Regions from separate parts of the Homo sapiens genome. Here region 2 is linked to region 1. Evidence: chromatin contacts called from ENCODE Hi-C data. All regions are on one chromosome and are shown on one strand. The core of a region is the stretch at or near the end of the contact, and the rest is flanking DNA. Distances in the headings are between cores, read along the strand shown. Region 1 holds the start of SPATA17 (spermatogenesis associated 17). Region 2 overlaps LYPLAL1-AS1 (LYPLAL1 antisense RNA 1).

What was found. A loop is a pair of places that touch in the nucleus more often than their neighbours do. Pooled maps may share reads with other maps.
Region 2: a pooled map shows a loop between it and region 1 (11-fold over the local background). The contact joins the enhancer-like site here to the promoter of SPATA17 in region 1. A Hi-C loop is called at or near these places in 4 of 37 single-sample maps with no recorded cell type and 4 of 50 pooled maps.

What each region holds. Positions count from the first base shown.
Region 1 is chr1:217,627,591-217,633,360 of GRCh38, reverse strand. SPATA17 (spermatogenesis associated 17) reads right to left here and starts at 2,017. Exons shown (of 11, transcript NM_138796.4): 1 at 1,915-2,017. The coding sequence starts at 1,982. GPATCH2 (G-patch domain containing 2) reads left to right here and starts at 2,271. Exons shown (of 10, transcript NM_018040.5): 1 at 2,271-2,445. The coding sequence starts at 2,390. RefSeq lists enhancers at 1,993-2,232, 2,263-2,332.
Region 2 is chr1:219,457,490-219,462,617 of GRCh38, reverse strand. The region is part of intron 2 of LYPLAL1-AS1 (LYPLAL1 antisense RNA 1); the gene reads left to right. Among named protein-coding and RNA genes, the nearest start is that of LYPLAL1-AS1, 97 kb to the left of the region's middle. RefSeq lists an enhancer at 1,370-1,459. Within about 2 kb of position 1,302, at least 2 of the 41 ENCODE cell types and tissues checked have a DNase peak (open chromatin) inside an H3K27ac peak, as active enhancers do.

The DNA of each region.
Region 1 (5,770 bases), core at 768-3,267:
ATAACATTGTGATAACCAAGTGAAATATCATATGTAGTTGTTCCTGGTGCAATCCCTCATATATAATCAGTCCTCAAAAAATACTGGTTGTTTCCCTTTCTGTCCATGTTACTCTATTGTTGTTATTATTTATTTATTTATTTATTTATTTATTTATTTATTTGAGACAGAGTCTTGCTCTGTCGCCCAGGCTGGAGTGCAGTATTGCGATCTCGGCTCACTACAACCTCTGCCTCCTGGGTTCAACTGATTCTCTTGCCTCAGCTTCCAGAGTAGCTGGGACTACAGGCGTGCACCACCATGCCTGGCTGATTTTTGTAATTTTAGGAGAGACAGGGTTTTGCCATGTTGGCCAGTCTGGTCTGGAACTTCTGCCCTCAAGTGATCCATCTGCCTCTGCCTCCCAAAGTGCTGGGATTACAGGCATGAGCCACTGAGCCCAGCTAGTATTGTAATTATTTTTTAAAAGCCTATATTCCATACAAGGATGTGAACATCATGATGGATGGGGCTTATTTCATTTATATATGTCATAAATACAGCACCTGCCACATACTCTAAATAAATAGATAATTTCTATGTTTAGCTATTGTTAGTATGTTTACTTAAACCAGGGCTACAGATTTATTGAAAAATTCATTAATGTGAGTCTTCAACAATTATTGTGTTACTATTATTTGTATGGGGCTATCATAGACGTTGGAGACAAAAATAATGGTGAGCAAAATAAGAGACACTGTCTCTGCTACTAGTTTAAGAGGGGAGATAGATATTATCTCATAAAAGAATGTAAAATTGAATTGTGATCAGTGCTGTAAGAGAGGTACGTTGTGAAATAATGATGTAGTAGGTGAGATAAACGTTAGAATAAAAGCAGCTCAGCAAGACCCTATCTCATTGACATATTTTCCATTGGTCTGTCATGTCACTGTATTCCATAATAGTCTAATTCACTTTTTTGCAGTTTCTTTTAAGTTACAAAAACTCCTGGGGCAATGCTTCTTTAAAATGAAACTCTTCCTGGGCAAGAAGTTTGGCTGTAGGGAGATGAAGAAGACTGCTAGTGGTTTTCTTACCCGTTATCTATTAATTAATATATTGGTACTAGTTACCGTGTCAGAATGGTTTAGACACTTTCATTTTATTTTATTTTATTTATATTTATTTATTTATTTATTGAGACAGGGTCTTAATTTGTCACCCAGGCTGGAGTGCAGTGGTACAATGTCGGGTCACTGCAACCTCTGCCTCCCAGGTTCAAGCGATTCTCCTGCCTCAGCCTCCGGACTAGCTGGGATGACAGGCATGTGCCACCATGCCCGGCTAGTTTTTGTATTTTTAATAGAGACGGGGTTTCACCATGTTGTCCTGGTTGGTCTAGAACTCCTGGCCTCAGGTGATTCGCCCCCCTCGGCCTCCCAAAGTGCTGGGATTACAGGCGTGAGCCACCACACCCGGCAGATACGTTCATTTTAAAAAGGCGAATGAGTCATAGAACAATTGAGTTTAGTGATGTTTGTAAAATAACGGAGGCTCAAATCCCTAGGTAGATGGGACACAATCTGAGTTCATTGGGCTAGTGAGTCAGGGTGACCCCCAGTCAGGGTATTGAACATAGGTTTCATCAAATTGCAGAGTGGTGATGTCGAAGAAAAAAAGCACTTTACAATTTTATCTATGCTGGGAGTTTCCTTAAATCATCTCACACTGAATATCTACGGCCCCTCTCTATTTAGAATTTCGTTGTATGGTAACAGAAACTCCCAATTATGTTTGCAGCCCATTAAGGGAAGAATTGGGTACTACTTAATGAATTAGGGTAATCGTTAAATCGTTAATTGGAAACTCCCGCTGAGGAACAACTGGTATAAAGTCACGCCCGCCCTTTACGCGATCCTTCTCTTCCTGACTTACCTGTTCCTAAAGTAGTACTGATTTCCTACAGTCGACGACCTAGCTTGCAGCCGGGCTAACGTGGCCATGGTCTCTTGGCCTTGGGTTTACAACTGGTGTTACTACCGGTCTCCATGGTAACTGGGCTAAACCATAGCTCACTCCCGGGGTTCGACTTTTTGTTCACTCCTCTTTTCTCTCATGCTGCTTTGACTTTAAGAGCACTAAAAAGAGAATTAAGAAATTTCTGTGTAGCACAAAAGTTTAATTTATTTGTCTCTGTCTCTACTGCGAGTAGGAAGAGGGGATTATAGGAAGGGGAAAGCAGTAAACGCGGAGAACTAATGGTTGCTCCGGGCATCCGGTTTCCGCCGCCTGTCGGCTTCCGGAAGCTCATCTCAAAATGCTGAACTGCTCTTTGGAAGTCGCCGGTGCTGTTGTAGTTGGAGTCTGTTCACGGGCCTGAGCTTCGAGGCCAGGCTCCCGGGTGTCGTTAATGTTCGGGGCCGCCGGGCGCCAACCGATCGGAGCTCCAGCAGCCGGGAACAGCTGGTGAGGCTGGCGGCCCTGGGGAGGGGGAGGTCAGGGAAGGGTGTGATTGCCCGAGGCCGCTCCGCTGGACCTGGAATGGAGGCGGGAGGGAGCTGTGATGGATGATCTGAAGACATCTAGGCCTTGCTCTCACTCATTCCTGGGATGCACGCAGTTTGAGGGAGCTCTTGGGTGTGTGCCAAAGATTTGTGAAAGAATACAGTAAATGTTTTCTGATTGCTTGTTTAACAATATTTTAGAAGTCAAGCTTCCTGTACTCCAGGAGCAATTCATCTCCTCATTGATTGTTGACAACACTAGGGACAGGAAGAATTTATCTTAATCCGGGCCTTATTCCCCACTCCTCTTTCAATATTTACCAGATTATACCAAGTCTTTTGGAAGATAAATTCCAGAAATCTAGAGTTCTGGAAGTTCAATCGTGGAAAACACATCACCCTCTCACCCCCTTTTTTAAAGAGAGAGGGTAACCTACCTGTTTCCACCCTCTTGAACATTCTATTCAAGTTAAAGTGAGATATGTATGGGGGCTTTCCAAGAACCTATAACTGTCAGGATTAAGTTTGGGGCTTGACTATGTCTATGGTATCATGTTAGAATAATATATTGCTTTGACTTTTCAAAGTATTTCCACAAATTAATACACTTTATCCTATGACAGCCTTGTGATAGCAGAATATCACAAGCACAGAAAATTCAAGTACCGTGTCCAAAGTTGCCCTGTACATTTTAATCCTAGAGCTAGAATCCTGATTTGGGGATTTCTAGTTGAACACTCTGTATTATCTGTCCTGTTTTTCTCCCAAGCCCTTTTCCTCCAAACATAACATAAGACAACCAGTGACACAAACAAGCAATTTCCCATTGAAAATCCTCAAACATAAAGTTCTGACCAACAGGTGAAAGAAATGTGGCTAAATGGTGCGTGTTCATTCCTAGATTCTGCAAAAATTAGAACATGAGGAATTCTAGTAGTCTGTGATCTCAGATAATTGCTTTTCCATCACCTATCACTGAAAAGTTAAAAGAATACCTTATCCAAAATATTTCTAGTTGGACCTGATCATCCTGTAGTTAATTTTATAGTGAATATAGATTTGATTATACTATTTGTAAATTATTACATTTTCCAGTGAGAAAAGTAGGGAGCATTTTTTAAATGAACCAGTTTTTAATGGTATAACTAGCATAGAATGAAATGCACAATTTTTACAGGCTTAATTTTATTAGTTTTGGCAATTGCATATACTTATGTAAACACCACACAAAACAAGATAATGGATTTGTCCATCACCCCACAGTTCCCTCTCAAGGATACCTGTCTTAATGTTTCACTGTTCATTATCTTGGTTAAGTCAGGGAGACAAAATGTCCTATGTAGATTGGTCTGCTCTTCCTAGGGTGCTATTGATTTGTAGGGTAGGTGACTACATCAGAATGTGATTGATTCTCTCAACTTCTTTTACCTTTAAAATCATGGTTAGGTACTGAGAGAAACCTCCTTCAATTCTCTTTAAAGGCTCGCTTGTCATACAACTCACCATTTCTTATGGCACCAGAGTATAACAAAGTGGTAGCACTTAGTATTTTTGAATGAAATTCTAAAGTCATTCCTGTTCTGTCAGAATGAATATGTTCCAGAAAACTGGATCTTTATTTTCTAGTCTATCTGTATGACTATCTGTATGACTATCTGGAATGTAAAAATTCCAGATTTCTTAATGGAATTTTCTTCTTCATTAATTGAACAGATATTTACTATATAAGTATGTTTGATCCCAGTAATAAATTCCAGTCCCACTGGGAATACTGCTACTAAGCAGTTAATTAGGTGCCAGGTTTTACAAATATGTGTCATCTCATGTAAATCTTTTGAGGTAGGTGTATCATTCTTTGCATTTTAGATAAGGTGACACAGAAGCAAAGATGGTTTAAGTAACTGGCCTAAGTATCATATTTGCAGGATGATTCCAGTATACCCCCCCAAAATTCTTAACCACTTTTATATGTTGCCTATGTGTCTGAATGAGATATAATATCTCAAGGAATATGTAACCTAGCAGTTAGATGCCCAAATTTGTTAACCAGTCTGGATTTTCTGACTTATTTAGCTCCCATCTTGACTTTTTCAACTTCTCCAGTGTGGACGTTGCTGTTTCAATTTTTAGGCACCAAATGGGTAAATGTGGATAATTTCTGTATTCAACTATGGTATTCTTTTTTTTTTTTTTTTAACTTTATTATGTGGCTTTGCTTAAAAAAAAGCCATTAAAATAAACTATATTGACTCTGGACTTTTGTTTCTGCATTTTCATTCCTATTAGGTATTTTGATTTTATTGAAATCCAGAAAACTGCATAGTAAATGGTGTGCATTTTTTTGAATTGCTTGTTTTTTGGAGTTTGTTAGTCTTGAACTTAGTTGCATACTGGCAGGTTTGAGTCAGGTTTTTGTTTCAACAATTAAGAATCAAAGCAATAAACAGTATGATTTTGTTCAAGTAATTCATTAAATTTGTTATAGCTTCTTAGCATCCATATTTATGTCAAGCTGGAAGCCTTTACGTTGTCTTTGATAATTTTTCCTTAACTTCACATTTACTTAGCTAAAAGCCTAGAGTGTCTGGCTTGTTAATGTAGCAGAAAATTTGGAATATGGATTGTCTAAAAGTTTTAGTCATTATGTTTTTCTTTTGTTTTTTGTTCAGTCATTTAGTCATTCATTGGTTTGCTCATCTGGCAGATTATTTTTTAAAATCTGTTATGTGTCAAGCAGTATGCTTCTAATTAATATTCAGTTGTCTTCATTCTCATTCCTGTTATAGGAATTCAGGTTATATGTTCAGTAAATTTTTATTGAACAGTTACTGTATGTTAATATAAACATTAAATAAGACTCATTTCCTACTTACTGTTTGCCTAATGCATTTGAATATATGCATATTGACAAGAGCTATAATGAATTACTTATTAGATTCTAAATTTTTTGTTTTGTTTTAAACTGACTTTATTTCCTATAGGCAGCTTTTTAATAGTTTACATTTTGAAAGCAATTAGAATGTAAGGAAAAGTTTGAATGACTCATGAAGTCATTAAATGAAGTAGCAAAAAAATCAGAAGCATGGTCTTCAGATTTAATAATAAATGAGCTTGCCTTATTAAATCACTAATTTGGAAACTAGGGTTAGACTTTTTTTTTCTTAAAGCCATTCACGGTTTGATTTTGAGCAAACCATGGTAAAGAGGAAAGAAAACTTCCTGAAAGTTCCTATGGTAACAAAGGTGACAAAGTAGAAGCTGCCAGGAGCACCCGTGATTGAATACAA
Region 2 (5,128 bases), core at 53-2,552, 1.8 Mb before region 1:
TTCCTCTGGTGCTGGAGCTATGGAGAGAAGAATAGGCTTAAACCTCTGCATGAGGACTGGTGACAGAATAACGAGGTGTCACAGAGGCTGGTAAGCCTGGGGAACAAGGCATACTTCTGGAAGAAATGGGAAGGAGAGGTAGCCTGGGATGAGATGATTGCTCTTCCCTGCCGTCCTCACCTTCCTCCCCTTCCCACAAGGAAGGAACTACTGTCCACACCATTATGGCAGCATTTACTCCAACTGCAGCCCTTCACTGACTTCTGACCACTTTCTGTTCTGTCTTCATCTTAGTGATCCTCCTTCTGAGCTTCCCCTTGTCTTATCCTGCAAGCTCCTCCCACCACCCTGTACCCTCTTCCATGGTAATACCGAACAATCTTGTCTTTTCCTCTTTCTCCCTCTACATTCTTTTCAGCTACCAATAACCCCTCCCTCCTTTCCCCTTGCCTCATCCTCAGGCTTTTCCTATTAGCCTTCTGCCAGTTCATTTTGAGTTAACATTCATTACTCTATTAGAAACATGATGGTTAAAACATAATTACCAGCATCAGGGAGCTGACACATTTGTAGATGACATCAGCATGATACAAAGCAGGGAATGGAGAAGTGGAATCTAAGGACACAGAGAAGGGAAACACAAATCCAAAAAGTGTGGATTTTCAGATGGGGTGGGAAGAATCAAGGAGAACCTCATGGAGGTGGTGGCATCTAGTCTGGGCCTCAAAGGGTATATGAGAGTTCAGAGGAGACAACCTTTTAAGTAAAAGGAAGACACCTTAAGAAAATTTCTAACTTGATTATTACATGTGAAAAAGGACCAGAGACCTAGTAAGCCACTGCCACTTCCCAGGAATATGTCCATTATATTTTCACAGGATAAGTGAAAGCGAATCTTTTACTTTTCCTTTGTGGGGACTTCAGACTTCACGTGGAAAGCTCTGATAATATAGCAGAGAGGGTTGGAGTAGCAGAGACAGCTGGATCATGTAAAGGACATACTCATTTTTCTTTTCTCCTTCAATATACAGACACAGGCCCCTAGGAGAAACCCACTAAAGTGTAACTCTTGAGGAAAAATAGCAAATCGAGGGTGTACTCCAGCAACCAAAGCAGCCCTGCAGTCAAGGATACTGGCTCAGGCTAATAAATTCTCTGCTAACAACCCCCAGCGGCAAGGTTGCAATCATGTGGTTCTATTTAACGAAAATATAAACAGAGGCCATCCCATTCTAATTTAGAAGAAGAGAATAGTTAGAATCTGGGGTTCTCAGGGCAATGACTCAGACTTCTGAGCCATTAACTCAAGAGAGAGCCTGTGTTAACATGTACACATTGGGTTGTCTGTTTTGACTTGACTGGTCAAGGAAACAGGCAGGTTAGGTTAAAAAAAGAAAACAACATGCCGGACAGTCAAGAAACAGTGAAACAAATTGTTTGACAGATGATTATTATTTCTGTTTCGGGCTGTCACTTATGTCAAGTAAATCACACCAGTTAAAACAGATGAACTTCATGTTCAGTGTCCTCTGAATGGAGTTCTACCCATCCACCTCATTCACGTAGACACTCCAGGCTTCTCATGTGGCTCTTTCTCCTCTACTTACTTCCTCTTCTATTTTCGTTCCTCATTCTGGTTCTTGTTTTTGCTTGCGTGCCTCCGTTCTTCACTTCCCCCCTCAATGTTTGCTTCATCCATTCCTCAGAGAAAACAAAAAGTTGTGCAAACTTTTTCAGTTCTGAATCTAATTCTAATGGTGTTTCTAATTTTTAAGGCATTATTCCAGAAATCAATCCTGGCATTTACATTTCCAAATTAATAGAAATGTATATATAAACACATTCACATTCCAGGAAAGAGCATCTTAACCATTCTTGCACAAATTCACCACTTTGTTTTTATTTGTACAGAATGGCTGAAGATAAGTTATTTGCTAACACTTTCTAGAATCAAATGGTCAGGCTTATTGTTTCTCCTTAGGTCTCCCTGAGTCCTTATAGTGTCATGCAAAGATCCCTGGGCTGAAAGTCAGAAGATTTCTGTTCTTCTTCCTGTTCCACCACCAGTCAGTGCTTGGCTTTCTTTCTTCTGAGCCTCACTCTCATATTTGAACATCAGAGGGCTGGTCTACTTGAGTTCTATCATTGTAGCATCTTAGTATTGTGATTCTCTAAGGCTCCTTATATAACAGATAATCAACATGAGGCATAAAGACACTATTTCTGTACACATACCTAATGTTATTTTTGGCTTTGTTATAGACCTAATATTGAACACCAAAGCTAAAGGCTGTCTTTCCTACACTTGCATTGAGAAATGACTAATTGTATAGCCCAGATTTCTCAAGATCTCTCCTTCCTGCAGATATCTGTGAGGCATGCTAACATTAAAGACTCCAATGTCACTATTACATGTCCTCTTACGCTGACACAGGTCCCCTCAACCCCTGGAAGTTTTTACCCTACGGACAGTTTTTCCCTACATTCTCATATGGCCACAGATAAGTTGGAGCTTATGTTGTGGGACACAGCTGTTTCTAAGTTGGGGTTGTTGCTGCTCTACTGGGCATGGCTGGTACATTTCTGCTATTCCAGGCTTGACATTTGACTGGTTCAGCAGTCTCTCCGTGGCTGCTGCTAACGCTGTGTTGGGTTTAAAAGCCTGCTCCAGATGCTGCCTCTATTCCATTGTCAAGTATCTTGTCTCTGTGACTGATCCGTAAGGCATGGCATTTTCTCCTGACTGACCACCCTCAGGCAGTTGGCAAGGCATGGCAGACACAGTGCCAGCTCTGCCAGGCACCATGCTGTGACTTCAGGGCACCAAAGCTGTGTGATGATTTATACCCTATGGAAAAGTGGTCAGGGGAGACTTTTTCTTTCTGTTAAGTTCTGCTAGAGGGAATTCCAATGCAGAGTTGCTCATGTCACAAAGTAAAACCACTTCAGCATTTACTTAGAACTCTCTGCTTCCCATCATACTCAGACTAAGCTGAACTGGAGTTAAGGTAGGGATGAATCTCAGACTTGCTGTGTTCGGAATTATCTTCCTCATCCCATGACACAGACTTTTTTACTGAGTCAACCTAATCTTTCCTGGATCATTCCTCTCTCGGGACCAGTCCTCTTCCAGAAAATTTCTCAGTCTTTATGCAGACAAGATTCTGGGGGCTGACACTGCTTTTTTTGCCAGATGTCCCTAGACACATCTGAATCTCTTTTAGTCTCAAGCTGGAGCCTTTTTCACCATTGCACAAAAAGCTGGGTATAGTTCAAATTCCTGACTGTATATTCTGATTCCCCTGGGCATTTACACTCTGCCATCCCACACAGTTCCCCCTCCTGTGTGAGGGTCCTATTGCAATTCATTAGCGTGCTTTTTTTTTTTTTTTTTTTTTTTTTTTTGCTTTTTGTTTTGGAGACGGAGTCTTGCTCTGTCCCTCAGGCTGGAGTGCAGCGGCGCCATCTCAGCTGAATGCAACCTCTGCCTCCTGGGTTCAAGAGATTCTCCTGCCTCAGCCTCCCAAGTAGCTGGGATTACAGGTGCGTGCCACCACGCCTGGCTAATTTTTTGTATTTTTAGTAGAGACAGGGTTTCACCGTGTTAGCCAGGATGACCTTGATCTTCTGACCTCGTGATCCTCCCACCTCAGCCTCCCAAAGTGCTGGGATTACAGGCGTGAGCCACAGCGCCCGGCCTTCAGCGTGCTTTTTTTTTTAATGGTTTGCTATATTTACATCTGGTTTCTCCTTCTGAATGGTAAGCTTCTTAAAGATAGAATTTGTTTTCTTCTGTATGTCTTCTGTTGTGTCTTGCATAGTGCTATTCACATATTAAGATTTTGATTGGGACAGAGATATACAAGAATATCACTGGTGCTTTTGAAGCAGTAAATTAATTTAAAATTTAAAAAATCAGAATTCCAAAATGATAGAAAAATGTACCTCCTGGGGCCACAGTAATTCAATGAGTCCAGGGCAGTGGGACATGTCCTCTGCCGGATTCCCATGTAGCCAGATCCGATAGTGTTATTTTAAGTACAGAAAGAAGTTGGCTTTTTAAAGTACTTTTTTAATTATGGAAAGAAGTTCAGCTTTGAATGCCTGGGCTGTGTTTGGTTGTTTAATATATAGAATAACTCCCTAGGAAAAAAATCCTAGGGAGGTAAGTATGAAACAGTGGGAAGATTGTAATTATGCAGAACTTTGAAGGAACTGCAACATTTGGGTTAACTTAATGTTGTGGTTAATTGTAGGTTAGTCAGAAAATCATTATTTCAACACTTTTAAAATAATCCTTACAAAATGCCCTTAGCAAATTCCCATGTTGCAAGCATAGCTATATCTTTCTTTGTTGTCTGAGGATTTTTAGAGCCTTCATGTCAATATTGCAAACACAAACTTTCATTTAAGTGTTAGAGGGCAAGATGGTGCAGGGTATTGGTCTTTGCCTGAATTAACCATTTTATATTCCCTAGACATTGGCTTAGTTGAGTGTTTGATCTCAGGTTGATTTTTTATAATTGTCTCTTCTTTACTATCCCACTCTTTTTTTTATTATTATACTTTAAGTTTTAGGGTACATGTGCACATTGTGCAGGTTAGTTACATATGTATACATGTGCCATGCTGGTGCGCTGCACCCACTAACTCGTTATCTAGCATTAGGTATATCTCCCAATGCTATCCCTCCCCCCTCCCCCCACCCCACCACAGTCCCCAGAGTGTGATATTCCCCTTCCTGTGTCCATGTGATCTCATTGTTCAGTTCCCACCTATGAGTGAGAATATGCCGTGTTTGGTTTTTTGTTCTTGTGATAGTTTACTGAGAATGATGATTTCCAATTTCATCCATGTCCCTACAAAGGACACGAACTCATCATTTTTTATGGCTGCGTAGTATTCCATGGTGTATATGTGCCACATTTTCTTAATCCAGTCTATCATTGTTGGACATTTGGGTTGGTTCCAAGTTTTTGCTATTGTGAATAATGCCGCAATAAACATACGTGTGCATGTGTCTTTATAGCAGCATGATTTATAGTCCTTTGGGTATATACCCAGTAATAGGATGGCTGGGTCAAATGGTATTTCTAGTTCTAGATCCCTGAGGAATTGCCACACTGAC